Regions from separate parts of the Homo sapiens genome. Here region 1 is linked to region 2. Evidence: chromatin loops called from intact Hi-C (ENCODE). Cell type or tissue: Calu3. All regions are shown on one strand. Each heading gives the region's core, and the rest is flanking DNA. Links, peaks and the distances in the headings are about the cores only.

Evidence for each region. Hi-C counts contacts between places; a loop is a spot of excess contacts. Peaks named below come from ENCODE experiments on the same cell type or tissue, not always from the same donor. Only the 100,000 strongest peaks of a DNase experiment are listed, where the experiment ranks them.
Region 1: a loop joins it to region 2, with 6 times the contacts of the local background. A loop is called at or near these places in 4 of 110 quality-filtered maps.

Annotation. Positions count from the first base shown.
Region 1 is chr21:35,251,573-35,262,238 of GRCh38, reverse strand. No RefSeq gene overlaps it. Among named protein-coding and RNA genes, the nearest start is that of RUNX1, 210 kb to the right of the region's middle. In Calu3, for the core only: no CTCF peak of the experiment used is centred there; DNase peaks (open chromatin) are centred at 2,598, 4,608 and 5,548.
Region 2 is chr21:35,132,789-35,143,454 of GRCh38, reverse strand. No RefSeq gene overlaps it. Among named protein-coding and RNA genes, the nearest start is that of RUNX1, 89 kb to the right of the region's middle. In Calu3, for the core only: no CTCF peak of the experiment used is centred there; DNase peaks (open chromatin) are centred at 4,594 and 6,364.

The DNA of each region.
Region 1 (10,666 bases), core at 788-8,787, 120 kb before region 2:
TAGGGTCATACTTAGCTTCAACGAATGGTGCTGTTGCAGGAATTCAGGATTTGTATTTCAGATCTTCACTTTTTTTCCAAGAGATTTTGGAAAAATACATTTCAATATAAAAAATATCTGATTTTCTAAAAACCCTAATTTTGTTTAAAAGGCCATATCTAGCCATGGGCCTCCCATTTTTACCTCTGTGTTAGGTATATTATCTGGATCTTAGGAGAGAGATGTGGGTTATAGATAGATTTGGGGGCTTATGAGTCATAAAATTCCTGTTGGACGTCTCTGTCAATGTGACCTATAAAAAGGTCATCTTACAGGTGGTGGTTGAATCAAGGGTAGTAAATAAAATCATCAGGGAATATATAGAGACTAGGAAGGTGGAGCTTTAGTCCTGCTTTATTTGGGGCTAACTGTATAGATTTTTAAAACTGATTTTATTTAAAGGCTTTTTAGCTATACTTCTTTGCATTATAATTTTAGTTATTGCTCTAAGGACTACTATAAACATTCTTACATTTTCACAGTCTACTTAGAATTAATAGTGTGCCACTTCATGTATGATATACAAATGTCGTAATTAATTAAATCTGTTTACTGATTCCGTCATCCTTTCTGCTCTAGTTGTCATATGTGTCATTATCTACATGCTTCATAAATCATAATACAAAGTTTTTTTTTAATTTAAGCAGTCTTTTGCCCACATATTTACCATTTCTGGTGTAAATGAGTTGAATTTATTTTGAAGATTCCATTTGCATCTAGTACAAATTCCTATCAGTCTGAAAAACTTCCTTTAGTGTATATTGCAGTGTGGACATACTGCCAATAAATTATCTTAGTTTGTATTTATTTGCAAATTTCTTTATTTTACCTTGAAGATTATTTCCATCTTTCTTGAAGGTTATTTTCACTGGATATAAAAGGATAACTTGAAAGTTTTGCTTTCTTTTATCACATTAATGACATTGATCCACTGTAGTCTAGCTTTCATAGTTACTGATAAGAAGTTAGCAATTGTTTGTATTGTTTTTATTCTATACCTATTATATGATGTGTTACATTGTTTCTGGCTGCTTTAAGAATTTTTTGTTTTCTGGTTTTCTTTCTTTCTTTTTTGAGACAGGGTCTCACTCTGTCACCCAGGCTGGAATGTGATACCACAATCATGGTCACTGCAGCCTCAACCTCCCAGACTCAAGTGGTCCTCCTGCCACAGCCTCTTGAGTAGCTGGGACTACAGGCATGCGCCACCACACTTGGCTAATTTTTTTAGAGACATGGCTTTGCCATGTTGCCCAGGCTGGCCTTGAACTCCTAGGCTCAAGCAATCTGCCTGCCTCAGTCTTCCACAGTGCTGGGATTACAGGTGTGGACCACCACACCCAGCCATCTGGTTTACTTTCAATAATCATAATGGCTCTTAGTATGGTTTTCTTTGATTGAATTTTCCAACCTTTATGTTTTTCACCAAATGTGGAGAATTTTAGGCATTGCTACTTCAAAAAAATTTTCCCTGTTTTCCTTTTGAAATCTTTTCACAAGCCAATCTGTTTTTTCTTTCTGTTTTTAAGATTTTATGACTGTATTGATCTATTTTCTACTTCACTGACTTTTTCTTGTGTCATCTCCTAGTTATTAAGCCCATCCAGTTAATTTCTTATTTCAGGCGTTGTATTTTTCAGTTCTAGGTTCTCATTTGGTTATTATTTATGGTTTCTATTTTTTTACTGAGACTTAGCATTTTTATTTATGAAATACATATTTCTCTTATTTTAGATCATGTTTAAAATATCTGCTTTAAAATCCTTGTCTGCTAATATCTGGGTTATTTCAGGATCGGATTTTATTAAGTCTTTTCTCTTGGTTTTGTGTTATATTTTCTTTATTCTTCGTATATCTAGTAAACTTGCTTTGTATATCTAGTAATCCTGGACATGGCGAGTAATACATTTTGGAGACCCTGAATTCAGAAAATTCAACCAAATCACAAAGGGTGTTGATTATTTTGTTTTAAGCAGACAGTTAACTTGATTAGAACTGAAATCCAAAATTTTTCATTCTTGTGGTGGGCAGCAGCTGAAATCTGCGTTCTGTTCTTTTAGCCTAGGCATCACTGCTTAGAGTCTACCCTGTGCATGCACAGTTCAAGGTACATCAGAGATTTGGGCAGAATTTATACATGAAATTTTGGATATCATTCTCTGGCTATCTTCTGTCTGGTTTGGTCTCCTGAAATTGTTTTTCTGGTTCTTCAAGCTTGTAAGACTGTTGCTTGTGATCCAAGTTTTCATTTCCTAGTGTAGCCCTAACTTGGACCTGCTCTCTGGCTAAAGCCTGTAAAAAGCAGAAAACTTATCATTGTTATGTTCTTCTCCTGAGCATTGATTGCCTCTCTGTCTTTGCCTGCCTTTGGTCTCTCTCCAGAGTATTCAGTCATTGGTTTTGAATAATTTGTACAGAGTTCACAGTTGTTACCTGTGATACAGTTTGTCTGACAGGAGCTATTCTGGTATTATCAGAAGCAGAAATTCCAGGCAAGTCGGGTGGGGAGATAGGAGCAACCCCTCAATTCAGGGCCAGTAGGCACATCAATTACAACTGGGTTAACCATTTACAGCGACCCACCTGGGCTAGGATTCCTCCTAGTTAAAGCTCAGATTACCAGATACAGGCCAGCCTGTGTGTAATAATCCTTTCAACTCAACTGATAGGCCACAAGCAACCAGCTTCCTAACTGAGGCCCCTACCTCCCAAGTTGATCACCCAAAATTTGTTCTCTCTACTGCCATGGAAGTGATCTACATAAAAACAGACCATACCATATCCCCTACCTAAGAATCTTTCCATGGCTCCTGACTTATCTTCAGAAGAAAACCCAAACTTCTTAACAGGGCTTAAAAGATCATATGGGACTTGAAACCCAAATATTCTGCCTCCTTTTTTGTCATTTTTCTCACCCCTTTCTCACCCTCACTCCCAGTAAGCATATTGTGCTGTAAGGACAATCAGATCTTGCTGATTCATGAAAGTCACCTGCATTTTTACACTTCCACATAATTGGAAATAAACTCATCTTGCCTTACATTATTTTTCTTTTTAGCTCTTGTCTCTATTTGACATCATAATACAGAAGTATATTTCATTTATTTTTCATTTATCTATTTACTTACTTTTTCATTCATTAATTTGATTTTACTCTGTGCCTTCCCTGTGGGGATATAGGCATCATGAATTAGGAACTTGGTTTTTTTCAAAATGATATCCCGAGTATTCAAAATGATATCCCCATTATTCAGAATACTACCTGGCACATAATAGACATTTCAATAAATACTTCTTGAATAAATATTGCACTTACTGGTTGAAATTCCCTCTCACTTTTTGCCCAAGGCAGCCTGCTAAAGGCATACTCAGAACCAGCTCAACTGTTTTCTTTGGGAATTCCTCTCAGCATCCTCTCACCTCCATAGAATGAATTATCGTCGTCATTCATTTTCCCATAGAATCTGTTTACCTTATTTATCATTTTTGTTTCACTGCCTGTTTCTGCGTTCATCACCGCACCATGGTATTAAAGCAAGACTGCTCATGAATCAACTTGTAATTTCGACCATGGTATGTATTCCCCACGCAATTCTTACTTCCCTTCAGAGAGGATTCCCTTTCTGACTTGTCTCTCCATTTGGAGAAAAACCCTTTTGTTCCATCAAGCCTGTAGATAAGGTCTAAGGCAGACTTGATTATACCAAAATCTGGTTACATCGCACTCACAACTAAGTGTGATTTTGGTGACTTGGGAAAACCGATGATAGTTTATTAATTATTCAAGCAGCCTTAGATATGAATTGGAAAATTATGCTGAAAACTACTAGTTGGTTTTAGGGCCCCAAATCAAGGCATTTCCTTTGGATCCATTGTTTTCTAATATTTGCAAGCTTTTCAGGATTAAAACCTTGAGATTATTTTTTGTATTATATTTGTGGTCCAATCTCATTTGATGACTTTAAGAGTAACTAAGTCTACTCACATATTCCATAGGAAGCATTATCCAAGCACCGGAGACCATGCTCTCTTCAACTTCAAACTGCAGTCAAGTGGAGTAAATAATGCAGAGAGCTAAATTAACTCAAAGCACCAATGATCATGGAATAACATTCCTCTGTTTACTGTTCAAGAAAAATCTTTACAAATGCTGAAATGCTGTTAGAAAATCTATAGTTATATTATTATCATCATAAAACTAAGAATTAACCTATCTTTATTCTCCTCTGAAATCTCCTTTCAAGAAATAAAAACAGCAGGTAGAAGATACCTTCAAAATGGAAGAAGCCTTATGCTATTTCATCTATTTGTCTTTCTTTGGGTTAAACTCCAGAAACCCGGCTTGGTGCTTGTTCACTGTCCACACAATAGTAAATGATCCCAGGAGAATAAGTACATGATCAATTCCTCAGTGTCTCTGGCAATATAAGAGTTTAAAAACATGTGTACATGTGCCTGTGCATACAACAATACACATATAAATCACGGATTTTTGCTGAAATGAAATACTGAGGCCATGTGAGCATTTTTCAGTCTTCAACTTAGACACTTGGGCTGCATGCCCAGCTATGACACATCGTCCATGTTTATGAAGTCAATTTCACTTCAGTTGTTAGTATCAGTTACCATCATTCTGGATTTAAAGCCACCAGCCCAGAGCCTTTCTCTGAGCTCTCACAGATTCTAGTAGCTGTAGCAGGCATGTGACACTTCTGTGCACACTGTCTCATCTTGTTCCTGGGCCATCTGTTTGAACAAGGCCTTTTCTCTTCATTTTATTATAAATTCTTGAATCCAGGAAGCATGTCTGATATTTCTCAGAATCCTTTTTAATGTCTACCCCAGAAGTCTGTTCTAACAAGTACTCCAAAAATGTTGATTGATTCTAAATGGATTCTCAATATTATGAACAACATTTTTAGAATAAAAGAAATATTCACTTTTGTGTTTGGAAAATTCAGTGGATATGTTAAAAACAAAATATGGAAATGGGGTGAGCTCTTAAGGACTGTGAATTTCCACAGCAGCGTATAATTTCAGTAGAAGATCCCAATCCAACTTCATGAGGAATATATTAAGAGACAAAATAGAGAAACTATGACAAACTGGGTTTAGTATTTCCACCTCATCAACAATTATTTCTACCACAATCAATGAGAAAAAAACAAAGTTGTCAATCTGGATTGAGAGTGGGCATGTGTGTTTTCTCTCCTCCCTTCTGCCTCCCCCTTTTTCTCTTCTGAAACTGAGTCAGACGAGGCCATATTTCCAGTTAGAGGTCGACATTAGAGCCAAGCAGCTGTTCAGAAATGTCCAAGTAGACAGCAAGTGGCACTGATGGAGTTAACGGCAGTGACTCACTTGGGGCATTCACAGCAGGTCAGCTGAAACTCTCCCTTGCTGTATAGAGAATTTAGTCCTGCTGGGCATGCGCCCAAGACTGTGAGCTGAGGTTGATAACAGCAGAGTGCCTCTTAGTTGCCACTGGTTGCTTTGCCGTTCTCAGTTTTCACAGTTTATTTAAAGGTGGATTTTTGTCTAACGCAATCATGAACGGTGATGGGAAGAACAGGCTGAGCAGCTGTTGACTGAAATAACAGAGGGGAGGACGGGTATCTGGAAATGCTCCACACAAGTTGTCCTGCAAGCTTTGATGATGACGTTCGCATAGAAAATTATTGGTCAGAACCAGGAAGTGGAGCAGGCTTCATGCCAGTAAGGCTAGCTTGGCAAAGGTAAGATTTTTAGGATTTCAGAAAGGTTTCATTCATCTAGGAATCCTTTTCTACAAAATGTTATGGTGTTATAAAGTTACTCAATGGAGCAACAATAAAAACAAATCAAAACCATCCAAAGGAAAAAATACATGAGAAGCAGAGCATACTTATATTTTGTGAGCTTATACAAGTTTCTCAATAACACAGAAGGGAATGTATAAAAATACGATGAAAGGCTGTTGTGAGTTTTTTAATTACAAAATATGATTATTTTAGGAGAAAGAAACATAATTACCTGAACTAACTCAACACTGACACAAGACCTATTTTCCTTTTTTTTTCTTCAAATTATTTTTTAAACTTTTTAAAGGCAAGTATCTTAGATTTGTTCCTTACAGGTAGACATTTCAACAAACAAGAAATAATATTTCCTGATATGAATAGTCATTAGGGTTCAAGCTTTATTTCCCTAAAATTCTAGCATGAGATCATGGTTTCCGTAGATAGGAGAGATCTTGTTTCCATTGCATTTATTTGGTAGAAAAATCTGATTTGACGATTTGTGTTTGCTATCATCAAGTTAATTTTGTGATTAGATCCAAAACCTAATTCTGATAGTCAGACCAGGCTGAAAGCCACAATAGAAAAGGAATTAGTTTCCTTTCCCAAGAATAAAATCCTTGCATTAAATAGAGTTTGGTAAATTAAATGGCTATTTTTGACCAGGAGAGTTTGCTAGGTACTTTAATTCATTAAACAATTTTTTAGATCTGAACCTTTGAAAATATATATTCTAGGTTCAAAAGAGAATGATTGTGCCGTCTGCATTCGTATAGAATGATAGAGCACTGTAGTTGTGGCGGTTTCTCAAGGGCAGAGATTGTGATGGCGTTGCCTGCCACTGTCTACCTCATGGTAGGTGCTTAATGAATGTTGGGTGAACGAATTAATTTTGACCACAGGAAGGCAAGGGCTGACAAGAAGTGTCATCTCTTCTTGGCAGAACAGATTAGTCATTAGGATCAAGTAGAAGAGAGGATGGGATTTAGGGCGATTTAAATCAAGAGTACAGAAGCCATTAGAAGACACTGCTGGGGGAGGAGGGTTTGGGAAAGTGGGAGAGAGTTGTAGGAAAACGTTTGCATTGGCCTGGACTGAGTTCGTTTCTTCTCATGGCGTCAGAGGCCAACTGAAATTCTACAACTGGGGAAAATGAAGAGGACATCGGGGTATCAATGGGGTATAAAGAGAAAGGAATGAGAATAGCCCCAGTAACAGAAACAAATGGGTTTTGAGAATGTGTCTGTTTGTTTCTGTTGCTCCTGCCCTGTTATTCCCCATCTTGGTGTCTGCCTTCCTCATCTCTCCTCTGTTTTAATCTAAAATCTAAAGCTGCTAAGTAAAAACGACTGGTGAAATGTTAGAAACACTTCCCAAACCCTTCAGCATTCTCACAGGGTGCTTTTTTTCTCTCCCTGATCCTGCTGATCACTTAGGGCCATTCCTGGCTACCACCCTCACCATCTCATGACTACAGTAGTTAAATGGCGCTACCCTTTCCAAGTGAGAAAGAATTTCTGTGTGTGTTTGTCTACCTCTCTAGAGAGAGAAAGAAATGGAACTGATTTTTCTTAAAAGATGAAATAAACTCCTGAAGTTTTTACTTTATAACAATTCTATTTACAGTTTCATTTCTTTTCTTCAAGTATCTTCTTAAATTGTTACCATTGACTTGGGGTTAGGCATTAATATCAAATGACATCTGTTTTCATTCTGTTAAGAAAAAAAATATCACACAATAATACTTATCATGATGGAGTAACCACTGACGAGACGTTTCCAGTATTGTCAAGCTGTTGAGAAATCCAACTTTTATACTAATGGGTAGAGAGGGATCTCTCTCTCCCTACACACACACAAGCACACACACGCACACACACACACACACCCCGTAAAAAATGACTCCACTGCAGGGGTAGTGATTCATAGGATATCAGTATGGCTATGTTGTTTTTTTTAAAAAAGCTAAAATTGGAGTCCTATAGCTCCTTTTGTCTTATTACCTTATTTTCACATAAAATGAGACAGGATTCCCTGCATAAAAATCAGCTTGGTATTTGTCACGTCTGTAGCAAGCGTCTGAACTCATTTTTATGAGCAGCCTGCTTCCCCATTGCACCTCCTGTGTTTAGTAATGCAAACAGGCAGAACATTGTGTCATTGTGAGGGTGACACTCCTTACGAAAGGCAGGGAGTACCGAAAGCTAGAACCAGAGTTAATGGGACTTACTAATAAAAGAAAAAAAATGTTTTGCTCCCACTCCCTGATCAGGAGGCCCTGCTAATTTCAAGGTATGAGGTAATTCAGACTCCGTGGCCGGCAGCTCCCTCCAGGCATTTGCCATTTCAAGATTGTCCTGCGTTTGATGTCACATCTTGTGTAAAGTCCACAATCGGAATATTAAGCTATTGTGATGAAGTGATTTGTGAGATGGTTGAAATTTGCTGAAAGTGTTCTCCTTTCTCATGCAAGAAGCCAGTGGATTCATAACACTTATAAAATGAAAAGAGATCATCGAATCCAATTTCAAGTCGTTATTCCCAAACTTGTTCTTAGTCCCAAAGTGTAGCTTTGCAGCTGCATTGTGTATTTTCAAGACCTTAAAATGAGTTTGGAGGGAAAAAGTCAAATCAAAGAGATTAAGCCACGGCTTAAGGTGACATAGGGTGTTGTTTGTGAGTGGATGCAGTATTTTCTACATTTCTGGTATGCACGAAGTCTTTCCAGCTAATGTGGTTAGCTTCAGAATCTAGAGTCCTCACTCACACCAAATACAAGCTTCATCTTTCAACATCGTGCCATTGTACCATGGCAGCATTTAAAATGAGGTTCTGGCTGCCATTGTGAAATGCTCCTACAGGTTTGTCTTATAAGAAAGAGTCAATTTTTTTATGAAGATTATCTGACCTATTGATTATTTTTTTTTTACCAGGTGGATTTGGAATTAAAATCTGCTAAATGGCTTTCCTTAAAGCTAGTAAAAATTACCTAAGGTCATACAGCTCAGATATGGAGCTCACCAGGGTTTGGACACCCACACTGAGAATGCAGTGGTGCAAGACAAACCAATAGGGACAGCTGAGCAGAGGTTCTTGACCCCAAGGGTTGCTTGATCAATGAGAGTCATAAAATTAAGTCCCAATGGGGATTAAGGCTTCAATAACCTAGTTAGACTGTCTATGTCTACACCGCTTAAATCAGAGAGGGTAAACTAGCAATTGGTTCCCTGACTTGAATCTCAGCAATGTCATTTACCAGCTGTGTGATTTGGGCAATGATGCTATATTTAGCAGTAAATAAAATGCATCATTTTCTAACCGGATGCCCTAGGACTGTAGTTCTTAAACTGGATGACTAAAGGTATCAAAATCACCAGAGGGACTTATTAAAATAAGGATTTGGGGCCTCTAACCACAGAGTTTCTGATTCACTAGGTCTGAAGTGGGCCCAGTAATTTGCATTTTCAGTAATGCTGATGCTGCCGGAGGGATCACACTTTGAGAACCACCAACCTAGGACAAGTGACTCAATCTTTTTATTTTTGAGGGTTTTTTTTTCTCTGTAACATGAAAATTATAATAACAGTATCTACCTCACAGACTACTTTTGAGATTAAATACAATAATACAGGAAAAGGTCTTGGGATCCTATGTGGCATATTGTGTTTAGTAAGCAGTAGTCATTGTCATTGGTAATAGCAATGATTGGAAATTCTGCCTCTCAGACTATTTTATGTATGTAGACATAAACTAGCTGTGCATTGGCAAAGCCAGATGCAGAAATACTATTAAATAAAACTATTCATCAGTAATGAATATGTAGGCTTAGGAAAAAAAAATTGTGCCTTTTAGGATCTTTAATAAAAGCACTTTGCTATTGTAAAAATATTTGGGAGTCAGAGTCCCTTTGAGAGCTATGGAAATACAATACGCTTAAGAATGCACTGAATCTTCTTCCTGCAAAAGCCACTCACACATGCATGCCCAGGAGTGTGCACGTGCTCAGTGGCTGCTCTGGACACCCAGGTGAGGGACCACTGATGTAGGTAGGAGCTGCCTACGTCAGAGGGGAGGTGGGCCATGCTAGCAGCATGCAGCTAAGCCGTCTCTGCACTATCCTTTATTATTTAAATTAAGCAAAATGATTTCTATTCTGTCTCATGATTTACCTCCACGTGGGACAAAATGGAAAAGAGACCTGCTCTGGGGTCAATCACCCTGTGTTACAGGCCCAGGTCAGGACCATTTAGGCAGCCACTAGGACCTGTAACAAGTCGCTGACCCTCTCCAAGGCTTAGATTCTTCAGGTGAATGCAAGGATCACAGTAGATAATGTCCAATCCACTTCTAGAATGGATGGTGACAATTAGGAGAGAAACACATCTCATGGTCTTAACAGCAGGGCTTTCTTTTTCTCCCATTTCCTGTAATGAGCTCTCACGTCATCGTTCCAACTGCATGCACTTTTCGCGTTTAAATTCCAGTGAATTCAGGTTCTGTACACTCAACGTGCTCTCTTTTCCATAGATCCCCTAACGTGTTCATTTCGACACTTTGCCATTCCTACCTGAGCCAGTTGGGGACATCTCATGTTCATTCTCACCTGGATCACCAGCCCATTCTGGTTCACCTCCAGGCCTTGCACATCCTCTTCCTCCAACCTGGGACACTCTTTCCTTCCTGTATTGCCTCCTCTCTAGTGCCCCTCTCCCTCCCTCAGTGCCCTTCTCTGACCTTTCCAGCTTGGCTTCATCTTATCCTCCTGGTTACAGCTAAGATTCGCTTCCTCTGGAAAGCCAGGATTAGGCTGATGTTCCTGACCCTATGCAGCTCCACAGCACTCACCCCCT
Region 2 (10,666 bases), core at 1,391-9,390:
TTAATTATTAAGAATAATAATTAAAGAAGAATAAAAAACTAATTTTATGTTTTCATTGGCCCTTTAAAATTTTTTGTGTGTCTATTTTCTATTCATTAGTTTTGATCAGTCTTGTATTGAATTAGTCATCTTCTTATTGGTTTCTAAAGGTTCTCATATAACCCTTTATAATTTATGTTGCAAGTATTTTTCCAAGTTTATGTTTCTTTCAACTACCTTTGTGCTATCGGTAGTGGTGATGGGGGCCACACAGAAAATTTTGATTTCTAAATGCTTCATTTAATTCCCAATTTAAATTTTTTTAATATTTTTTTTTTACCCAATATAATTTAAATTTTTTCTGCATATTAAAAAGAAAACTCTTACACTCAGGCATTATGGGAGTCCACATAATGTAGTGGACAGAGTGGGAGGTAGAGTCAGAAGGGGGGCATCCAGCTCTGCCTTGCCCCCCAAGTCAGCAGTGGCTCTGCCCATGGTTTCTCATGGGTGAGATTAGCTTCATCAAGCCCATTCATTTCATCAGCATCACAAGAGAGCTTGATCTAGGTCTGTGGTTTTCAGCCTTGGCTGCCCTTAGAATCCCCAGGACGATTTTAAAATCTCCAGATACCCAGGACATACCTGCGACCATCTAAATCAAAATATCCAAAGTGGGATCCTGGCATCTCCATTTTTCAAAGCTCCCTGGTGATTCCAGTGTGCAGCCCAGCTTGAGACCACTGATTTGGACTATGTGCTTTCCAGACTTGATGATTTCATTAATTGTTCCTCAGGCCTCTGGCCTATAAATTTGGATAGACAGACTGGGTTGGGTTCCAAGAACCTGTGTCATGAGCAAGCATTCAACAATTCTGGTATTTAGGCATTTTAAGCCACACGGAGCCATCCAAGGGTCCTTCCAACTCCAGGAGTCAGTTATTGTCTCCATCTTTCTGGATGGCCTTCTTGCAGAAATGTTATTCTGAAGCTGAAGTCATGAGTGAAGACTTGAATTATGTCCCAGGAATTAGCACTGTGACACTTACCCATTTTCCCTGACACCATCACAGATCCTTCAAACTGTATGAGACATTGGGAATCATCTATTCCAAATTCCTAATAAGAACCCAGAGGGACACACCCAAAGTCACACAGTTATTGAATGGCAAAGCCAGACCTAGGATCCAGGCACCTCAGCCCCTGATCCAACACTACTCTCCTAGCCCCTGTTACCTCCTCATGCCTCAGTCTTTGCATCTGTGAAGTGGGGGCAAGAGTCTCTTCTTACCTTCCTTTGAGGAGTCTTCTGAAAATGGATGAGGCAATGTCTGCAGGGCTTATGAGCAACTCAGATGAAAGGCACCATAATAAGTACAAAGTACTTATTTTTCACATCATACTTTAAAGCTCTGTAAATGTTGAAAGGATCTTTTTATATAAACAAGCAGAAACAACAGTAAAAAAAAAATAAGTAGCCCCTTTATCTCACTTTTTATATCCCCAGACTCCCTTTCCCCATTAATTTTGGTTGGCGTTGCATGAACAGCATGTTCGCCTGGTTGGGAACAGGAGGAATCGGGGCTCGTGTGGATGACAAAGCACAGTTCTACCTCACCTCCTCCTGCATTACTTTCCCATACCACTCTGTACTTTGCCTTCATAACACTAATTTCAGCTTGTGCTAAAATCCTTATCTTCACAAGCATTTGCTTAATGCCCATCTACCCTGCTAGACCATAAGCAGCATGAGGCCAGGCACAATACATTTCATGTCCCCAGATCCTAAGACAGTATATTCCCCAGGGATTTTTTAATAAATGAAGGCATGACTCTGTGAATTATTGGGGCCAGTCAAAGTCCAAGGCTCATCCCTGAGTGAGGCCATCAGGGATGAGCCTCCTGTGGCCAGGAGCGGTGGCTGACGCCTGTAATCCCAGCACTTTGGGAGGCCGAGGCTGGCAGATCACTTGAGGTCAGGAGTTCAAGACCAGCCTGGCCAACATGGTGAAACCCCGTCTCTACTAAAAATACAAAAATTAGATGGGTGTGGCAGCAGGCACCTGTAATCCTAGCTACTCAGAAGGCTGAGGCAGGAGAATTGCTGGAACCCAGGAGGCGGAGGTTGCGGTGAGCCAAGATCGCGCCAGTGCACTCCAGCCTGGGCAACAGAGTGAGATTCCGTCAAAAAAAAAAAAAAAAATTGGTGTGTGTGATGCTGGCTTTGACTTCAGTCACTGGGGTGTATGGGAGGTAGGTATGGGACTGGAGCAGTCAGCATTTTAGTTGACTTGACTAAATTATAAGTGTAGATAAGACAGTTCCCTTTGCAGCTGAGAGCCCGTTATGGGATAGTATGCATTACCTCATTCATTATGGCCAAAACTCTGAGAAGCAGGTGTGCTTGGCCCCATTTTGCATAATCCCAGCCTCAGCGAGGTTGAGTAACTAGTACAAGATCACACAGCTAAGGTTTTAACCAGGTGGTTATGTTTCTTTCTGTAACGTCACACAATCTTCCTGTAATATGAACTTGGGTCTATTTCCCTATACCGTTCTCCTTGATCATAAATAAGTCGGCTGCATGAAAGACAAAATGGTCCAGTGTTTGCAGAAGGATACGGTCAAAATACTTAACAGCTCACATGCCACAGCCTCAGCAGTAGGGACAAATGCTGATTATAAAACCCCTAGTTCATTCCACTGAGATTCCAGATAACATACAGGACCTCCATGCACTTTGAATTTCAGATGAACAACAAATAATTATTTTAGTATAAGCAATACAAAGAACATACTTATACCAAAAGAAAGTTTATGCGTTGGGTTGGAAGGCCTGAGCTTCTGATCTGACATCAGACACGTCAGAACAGCACCACTGGGAACAGGTCACTCAAACTTGCTAAGTCTCGGGGGTTGATTTCTGGTGAAAATGTAAGAGCTTAACCGGGCAATGCTGACTTAGAATCAGTGCTTAAAAATGATTTGTTTTCTGCCTGGCGCGGTGGCTCACGCCTGGAATCCCAGCACTTTGGGAGGCCAAGGCAGGCAGATCATGAGGTCAGGAGATCAAAACCATCCTGGCTAATATGGTGAAACCCCATCTCTACTAAAAAATACAAAAAAATTAGTTGGGTGTGGTGGTGGGCGCTGTAGTCCCAGCTACTTGGGAGGCTGAGGCAGGAGAATGGCGTGAACCTGGTAGGCGGAGTTTGCAGTGAGCCGAGATCGCACCACTGCACTCCAGCCTGGGTGACAGAGTGAGACTCCATTTCAAAAAAAAAAAAAAAAAAAAAGATTTGTTTTCTTTTCAAAGCCTGAACAGTTGTGGTTGGGGCAAGAATCTCAACTCTAGTCTAATCTATGTCCTGCATCCTATTGTGATTTCTGTGCAGGCTGTTATGACATAATTTTTATGATTAATGAATTTATATCCCTAGCAAATTCCCTACCCTTTTAGCTGAAGGGCAAAACAATGCAAGTTTGAAAAACTGTTAAGATAAAACAGCAGCATTACTAACATATACATTTATGTTAAAACACATCAGCACTGATCCATCATCATAATATATTAGTATACTATGTATAATATCATATTCATCATTTAATAGTGAATGCATATTAAAGCCATCCAAATGCCCAAAATGAGTTTTCCCTAGATTGTGGGCCTAATGGCTAATTTTTCTTTTCTTCACACATATCTACATTCTAACTTTTCTGTAGTGAGCATGTGTGGCTTTAATAATTTTAAAAAAGAGAGAAAGAAATTACTTTTATACTTTAGTCACCAACTAAGAACTTGACAGTCTATGAGGTCAGAAAGGCAGACGTGAAGGGCAATAAGGCTAAGCAACAAAGCTTCTTCCAGAGGAGCAGATATATTTATGGAAAAATGCAGCAATTCAACTCAGAGTGAAAATGCAACGACCATCACTAGAGAGTGGAAATAATCAGTCAACGAACCCAGGTTTTGTCTACATGACATAAATAACTCTTGGGGGTGGGTTGCTTTTTTTTTTTTTTTCCGTTCCATTGGCCAATTTAGGCATACTGTGAACAGAGAATTTGATTAAGCTCCAATGTAGTGTAAGGTATGGCTTAAAATTTGTTGTTAATATCCTTGAACCCTCACCTGTCCATAGCACCCACAGGAGCAAAAAGCACCACCTTCATTACTGCCCACATCCTTCCCAACTGCACTCTGTGTTCGTGGATCTGACCTAATGGGTGAAACACTGGGGTGTTTTCTCTATTAGAGCAATGTCATGAGGCAAGGGTGTGCTGTCTGCCCCTTGAGAACATTTGTTTGTAAAGGGGTTAGAGTTTTTAATATATATGCAAAGAATGATAATGAAATGTGTCTGGCCTGAACATAATCAAGCAAGATTCCATCGAGTTTCAACAATCCAGCGCGCCAGGGTTGAAGACATTTTTACCGTAACTCGTATTTTCAGCCCTGTGAAGTTGCCGCCCACACAGGAAATGACTTGGAACAGGTGGTCCTCAGAGCTTGCTGGTCTTGTCTGGCTCCGTGGGTAATGCTTGTGGGCTCCTGAGTCACTGAATAATTATGAGCCTGAACAAAAGGCTCTCAGATAAGCCCTCAGTCAAGACACAGGGAAAGGCAAGGTGCAGAAGATGACTGTCTGAGCGTGCTAACTGTTCAGAGCGAGTTGATGAATGAGGCTCTGGAGGAAACAATGCCTCCTTGGTTTTGCTCTTCTTGGCTCCCCTGGCACCTGGTGGCAGAAGGACGAGAAAGCACAGGTGAGGGGAGTGTCGTTGCACACCTTGGCTTTTAATGAACTTAAATGCATTAGAAAACACCCTACTTAGAAACAGTCCTCCCAGAGACAATGAGCTCTTATTTCTGCACTGTGTGCCCAGTGCTGTGCATGTAGAGGCTGTATCTCTTCTCATCCTTTCCCAGGATGGGAAGTGGTGATATAATCTTTCCCATTTCACAGAGGAAGGAACTGAGGCGCAGGAGCTCACATACTTAGCTTTATCTTTCATGAGGGGAAATGGATGGGGTTATGGGCTCAATTATGTCCTCCTATACACACACACACACACACACACACACACACACATCTGTGTATGTGTATAGAAGTCCTAACCCCCAGTTTCATGGAAAGTATCCTTATTTGGAAATAGGGCCATTGCAGGTGTAATGAGTTAAGATGAAGTCACATTGGAGTAAGGTGGGTCTCTAATCCAATGTGATAGTTGTCCTTATTTAAAAAAACAAAATGCCTTGTGCAGACAGGGAGAGGGCCATGTGCAGACAGAGAATTCGAATAATACATCTACAAGTCAAGGAGTGCCCAGTACTGCTACTGGCAACCACCAGAAGCTATGAGAGAGATGAGGAAGAAGCCTCTTTTACAGTTTTCAGAGGGAGCATGGCCCTCCGACACCTTGATTTCTGACTTCTAGCCTCCAGAACTGTGAGACAATAAATTTCTGTTATTTTAAGTCACCCAATTTGTGGTACTTTGTTATGGCAGCTCCAGAAAACTAATAGAGATGAGAACTCACATGTATTGGGGGCCTGGTATGTCAATGTTAATAGAACCTAAAATAAATAAATAAATAAATAAATAAATAAACAAACAAACTTCATCAGCTACAAGTAAGAAGGAATTACTAACGTGAGTATGTGATTCAAATGAAAATAATGTGAGTGGATAATGTATGGCCGAGAGGGTATAAGAGTTAGTGGTTCTGTTAAAAAGCACAGAAATGAGAAAGAAAGGGGTCCGTGTGCAAATTCTAGAATACACCTCTTGATGGGGGTGAATTAGACCCTACTTTAGGGGAAAAAAAAATACAGGTGAACTCCTGCCACCTCTATCCAACTGCAAAGTTAGAGCCACAGTGTCTACAAAACCACCTTCACTTCTGACATCAATTTCAAGTTCAGGGGGCTCTCAAAAACACACTCAGTGTCAATAAGTCACTAGAAGGAGCACAGGACTCACTAAAGCTATTCACTGGTGATTGCAGTTTATTACCGGGAAGAATGCAGCTAACATCAGCTAAGGAAAGAAGCACATAGAGCGGAACCCAGAGAGTACCAAAGGCAGGGCTTCCATCGTCCTCTCCCTGTGAATAACAACAGCATCACTTTTCCAGCATGCTGTGCAACAACACACCACGCAGGGAAACCCACCCGAGCCTTTGCATCCAGGGGCTCCGCTGGGGTCTTATCACCACCTAGGCATGGCTGGCTGCCCAGGTAACTGGGCTCAGTTCCCAGCCCCTCAGACCAAGCTGAGACCACATGACCTAAAGCCCCCATCTTCACTAAGGCTTGTTGATGTGACCCAAGGCCCCACCCAAAATCACCTTGTCACTATCTGGCTGGTCCAAGGCCTGCAGGCAAACAAAGCCACTCCTATCAGACATGACATTCCAAAGGCACAGATCACTTCCCAGAAGCTGAGAGCAAAAGGCCAGGCCTTTCTCTGAGCATATTTAGATTCTTTACTTCACCTTAGGTTACATACAGTCCTCTGTTTTTCCATCTGACCCAACCCTGATAAACAGCTCCACAACCCCAACTCTGGGAGCAACCTTTCCTCCCGGTAGAGGCTTGGAATGAGAAGGGATATCTCTCTCACCTTCCCACAGGCTCCCTTGTGTGTCTAGAGCAAAGTCTTCTCCAAGCCTCTCACAGGAAGGAGTCTTTGTGCAGCTGGGTCTTCCAATGTCCAGTTTGCCTGTGCTCACCAGGCTGGCTGTGTCTAGGAACAATAAGAGGCTCAGCCCAGGAAAAGCAAGAAAAACCTAGTTTTGCTTTGGTCAGCAGGGATGGATATGGGACAGTAGAGATGAGGGTCTTTGAAAAGGTGAGAAGACAGCACCCTGGCAGCAGCAGGACCCCAGGATGAAGGCCAGAGCCACTGAGCCAGCAGCTATCCCTGTACCAGAGACGCTGATGGATGAGGGTCCTCCCACAGCCCAAGTGGGGGTGGGGGAGGTACTTCTCTTCCTTGTGATTCTGTTTTTTATGCCAAAATACGGTGCGTGTGACCCTTTTCAGAAGCTGCCTTCCATAACCAAATTAACCAAAAGGAGCAGCAGATAACATTTATGTATTCTTCCTCCTGATTCTAGAATCAGTGACTGTTCCCTTTTCTGAAAGTTCAGAGTGTTTTTGGAAAGCAGCTGCTTCTCTTCTGCCCATAAGAGCATTCATGCATCTGTCTAATTTCTTACATTTTACCACCAAACAGTATAAGTTATTTCCACATTTTCATGCAGCATGCAAAACCATTTAAAATATTTTTACAATGCAGACAAAAATTAGTGTGAGGGAACAAGTTGCCTGAGCAATACTCTGTCCCAGCTGCTGCGTGAAAAGGGTCTTCCATCCTCCATACATTTTTTGATGCAAAATATGCTGCAGGCAAGAGGGGCAATTTTAAAAGGAAAACCAGAAAAGAAATGGAAAGAAAACAGAAAATTAGTGTAATCATTTATAGCCAATTTGAACTTTTTTCCACGACTTTACAGGATTTAAAAGACTCATTGAATGGTAAATGACTGAAATAAAAATATTGTTTAATGGAACTCTATGGACAACATACCTGCAACTGGAAATGGAGTTAAAGTTATCAAAATTATTTCCATGGATCCATGAGACCTACAGGATGGAAGAAATGTGTTTCAAATCTTGAGTTTTGACCCATCATTTGAAATTCATTTTCTCTGACTTTTCCATAAGCCATGCCAATGAAAACAAAGGAACCAGCCCTTGCCCCAGACCACAGCTCCCCCCGGCCCACCAGGCTCACCAGCTTTCTGACGCTGCCATGTGGATTCAGATGAATGCAAGCAAGTCGTCCTGGCGTCTGTTTTTCATTGACAAGAGCAGAAAATTAGCATCACCTTCGGCCAAATTCTGCGTTGTATTCCATAATGCATTAGGGGTCCCCTTCTGATTTTATTTCACGTTTGGCTTGATAGCACAGTTTCCCTTAACTTCAAAGGTTGTTCTCTGCCTGAATAGCTTATCCAGCTCAGAGGATAAGAAATAGGCCTTTATTCTAAATGGGGATTTACCCACCAAACCTATAAGAGAACCAAAAGGCAAAAAGTTCTTGATAGTAAAGTAAAGTAAAACCTTAATAGGACTTTTGATGTACAAATGCTTCCCTTAGTTTAGAAAAATCCAGATGCAGCCATATTTCTACATGATGACAAATTGTCATAGACTTCCTGACATAAGCCACTGCAAACCCTAGCAGGCAGAACTAACTGAATTTTTGCTTCTAATCCTGATGGGGCATTAGCAGGACTCAGGCTTTGCATGGTATGTTTGGGCTTTTCCAGTTTTACATGGATTTTTTATAGTATATTAATATCATGCGTAATGTCAACATTTGGAAAAGGTTCGTGACTGACGGGGCTGAAAAGGCATATTTCTCCAACAGCCTGTTTCTATAATTGAAGTCATTCTTCTTCAAGACTCAGACCACCATATGCTTCCACTTTTTTCCCCCCTGTTTTATCGAGAGACCTTGGCACACTGGATTTCAGCATAAATTTCAAATATATTAAGACAGTTCCAAAAACGCAAGCCAGCTCACCCTCAGCTCCTTGTGGTCCCCTCTCAGGAGAGTTTACTGAGGCCTGGACTCCTCTCAGCTGTGGTTGGGGTCAGCCCTAATAACAGTAATCACTGAGGTTTATTGAGTGTTTACTATATGCCAGGTTCTGTGCTAAGTGTTTTATGTGTGTTAGGATATTTAGTCCTCCCAAAAACTCTATAAAGAAAGATGAGAAAACTGTGGCATGGAGACAAGGAGTTTGTTCAAGGTCCTAGGACTAGTGCATTCATACAAGCCTTCAATGCCCAATCCCATGTTCTTCATTTTCACTATATTGACCCAGATCAGCAGACTAATGCCTCCTCACCACCCCTACACACAAATACACACCCACACACATCCCAACACACACACTCATTCTTGAATATCTCCCTTTAGGGACTCTCACTTCTGCTACTGAGGGTGCAATACCTTCTTCCACTCCCTGGCTCACTCTAAGCCCTCGTAGGGGGAGGAAGATTGTTCTTTTCCTGGCTGGGGTCCATCATTGTAAAATGCATTTGACCCACAACTAATTTCTTCCTAAAGCCACCCACCCGGGTGACAGAGAGATAACCCAAGACAGTACATATTTGTTAAGCACCAATTATTTATGAAACATGTGTTATTATGATGCAGCAAACTGTTTACAGACCCCTGCCCTTCAGCTACACACACACACACACACACACACACACACACAAACACACACACACACACGTTTGACCTGCTGGACTCCTGAGCCTTTGTGGAGTATTCTGCAATCCTGATTGGAAAGGATTGGAAAAAGGAAATTGGAAAAATCCAAAGGAGGATGAGTTGCCTGTCTTAGAAAGGACCCTGAGTCATTCCCAAGAGAAAAGAATCAGGAGTGATGAAGGAGAGACTGAAAAAGAGAACAGGGGACTTTGAGAAGAATCTTTTCTAAGGAGAAGTCTTACAGCCCTTAACTCTGTCTTTCCAAGGATGTAATCCTCCCCGTTTTGCCTCTTCAAGAGGCTTCAGTAAGAACTTACTTGACTCCCTGATGCTCTTGCAATCAGAACTGTATCTCTTTGAGATGTGTGACTTTGCCGAGCCAGGACTGATGGTGCAAGTTGAGCATCGGGAGGGGGTTAGACTAGGTCCTACCAAATACAGAAGGATGACCTCTGACCTTAGGGAGCTCACACCCTAATATGCTGTTTAAAGAAAATAGCACACAACTTTAGAGCAGCATAAACACATCACCAGCATGAGGTTACAAGAACAATGAAAAGAGACGTAGTGTTAGGAATCCAACCGGAGATGGCTTCTGTGTGTTTCCTGGAGAGATAGGTTTGGGACACGAGTGGAATTTGGAGGGGAGCTGTCTATGCATGAGGACCCTTTTATCCTGTCGCGCTTCCCACCTAGGGTAACCACTTTGTCCCGTGTCCTGGGAAGCCCACCAGCCCTGGGCAAACCAAGATGGTTGGTCACCAGACTCCTATCATCAGCCAAGAGCAGAAGGGCCTAACACTGTACATGTGTCCCACTTCATGTGTGCTCTTTATGCCTCATTTTTAGACAAGGAAACTGAAGATCAGAGAAATAAGAAGATTTGCTCAAGGTGACAAAATTAGCAATGGCTTGGGTTGGGATTTGAGTCTAGACACGATTCTAACATGAAGATACCTCATTGTCTTCCACTATTTGTATTTGAAGCCCTCAAAATTTTTCTCATTATTTTTAAAATTTTACTTCCTATTATTTCCTACTTATTCTTTGCACTTAGGCACGAGGCCAGCTAAAATGCTGTTAGTAGTAGAGTTGCCCTGTTAAATAGAGTGAAGGCTGTTCATGTGGATTTTGATTCTACTGCTTTACAGATACTTATAAGGTAGACTTAAAATGTACTGGAAGGAAAGAGGATGGCATTGGGGTTTGAAAAAGGCTTAGGGAGCATGAATAATAATGGATGATGAGAAAATTATTTTTAAGATACTGTATATAATTCTTTTTTTTTTTTTTTTTTTTTTGTGAGATTGAGTCTCACTCTGTCACCCAGGCTGGAGTGCGGTGGCGTGATCTTGGCTCACTGCTACACCCCGCTCCCGGGTTCAAGCAGT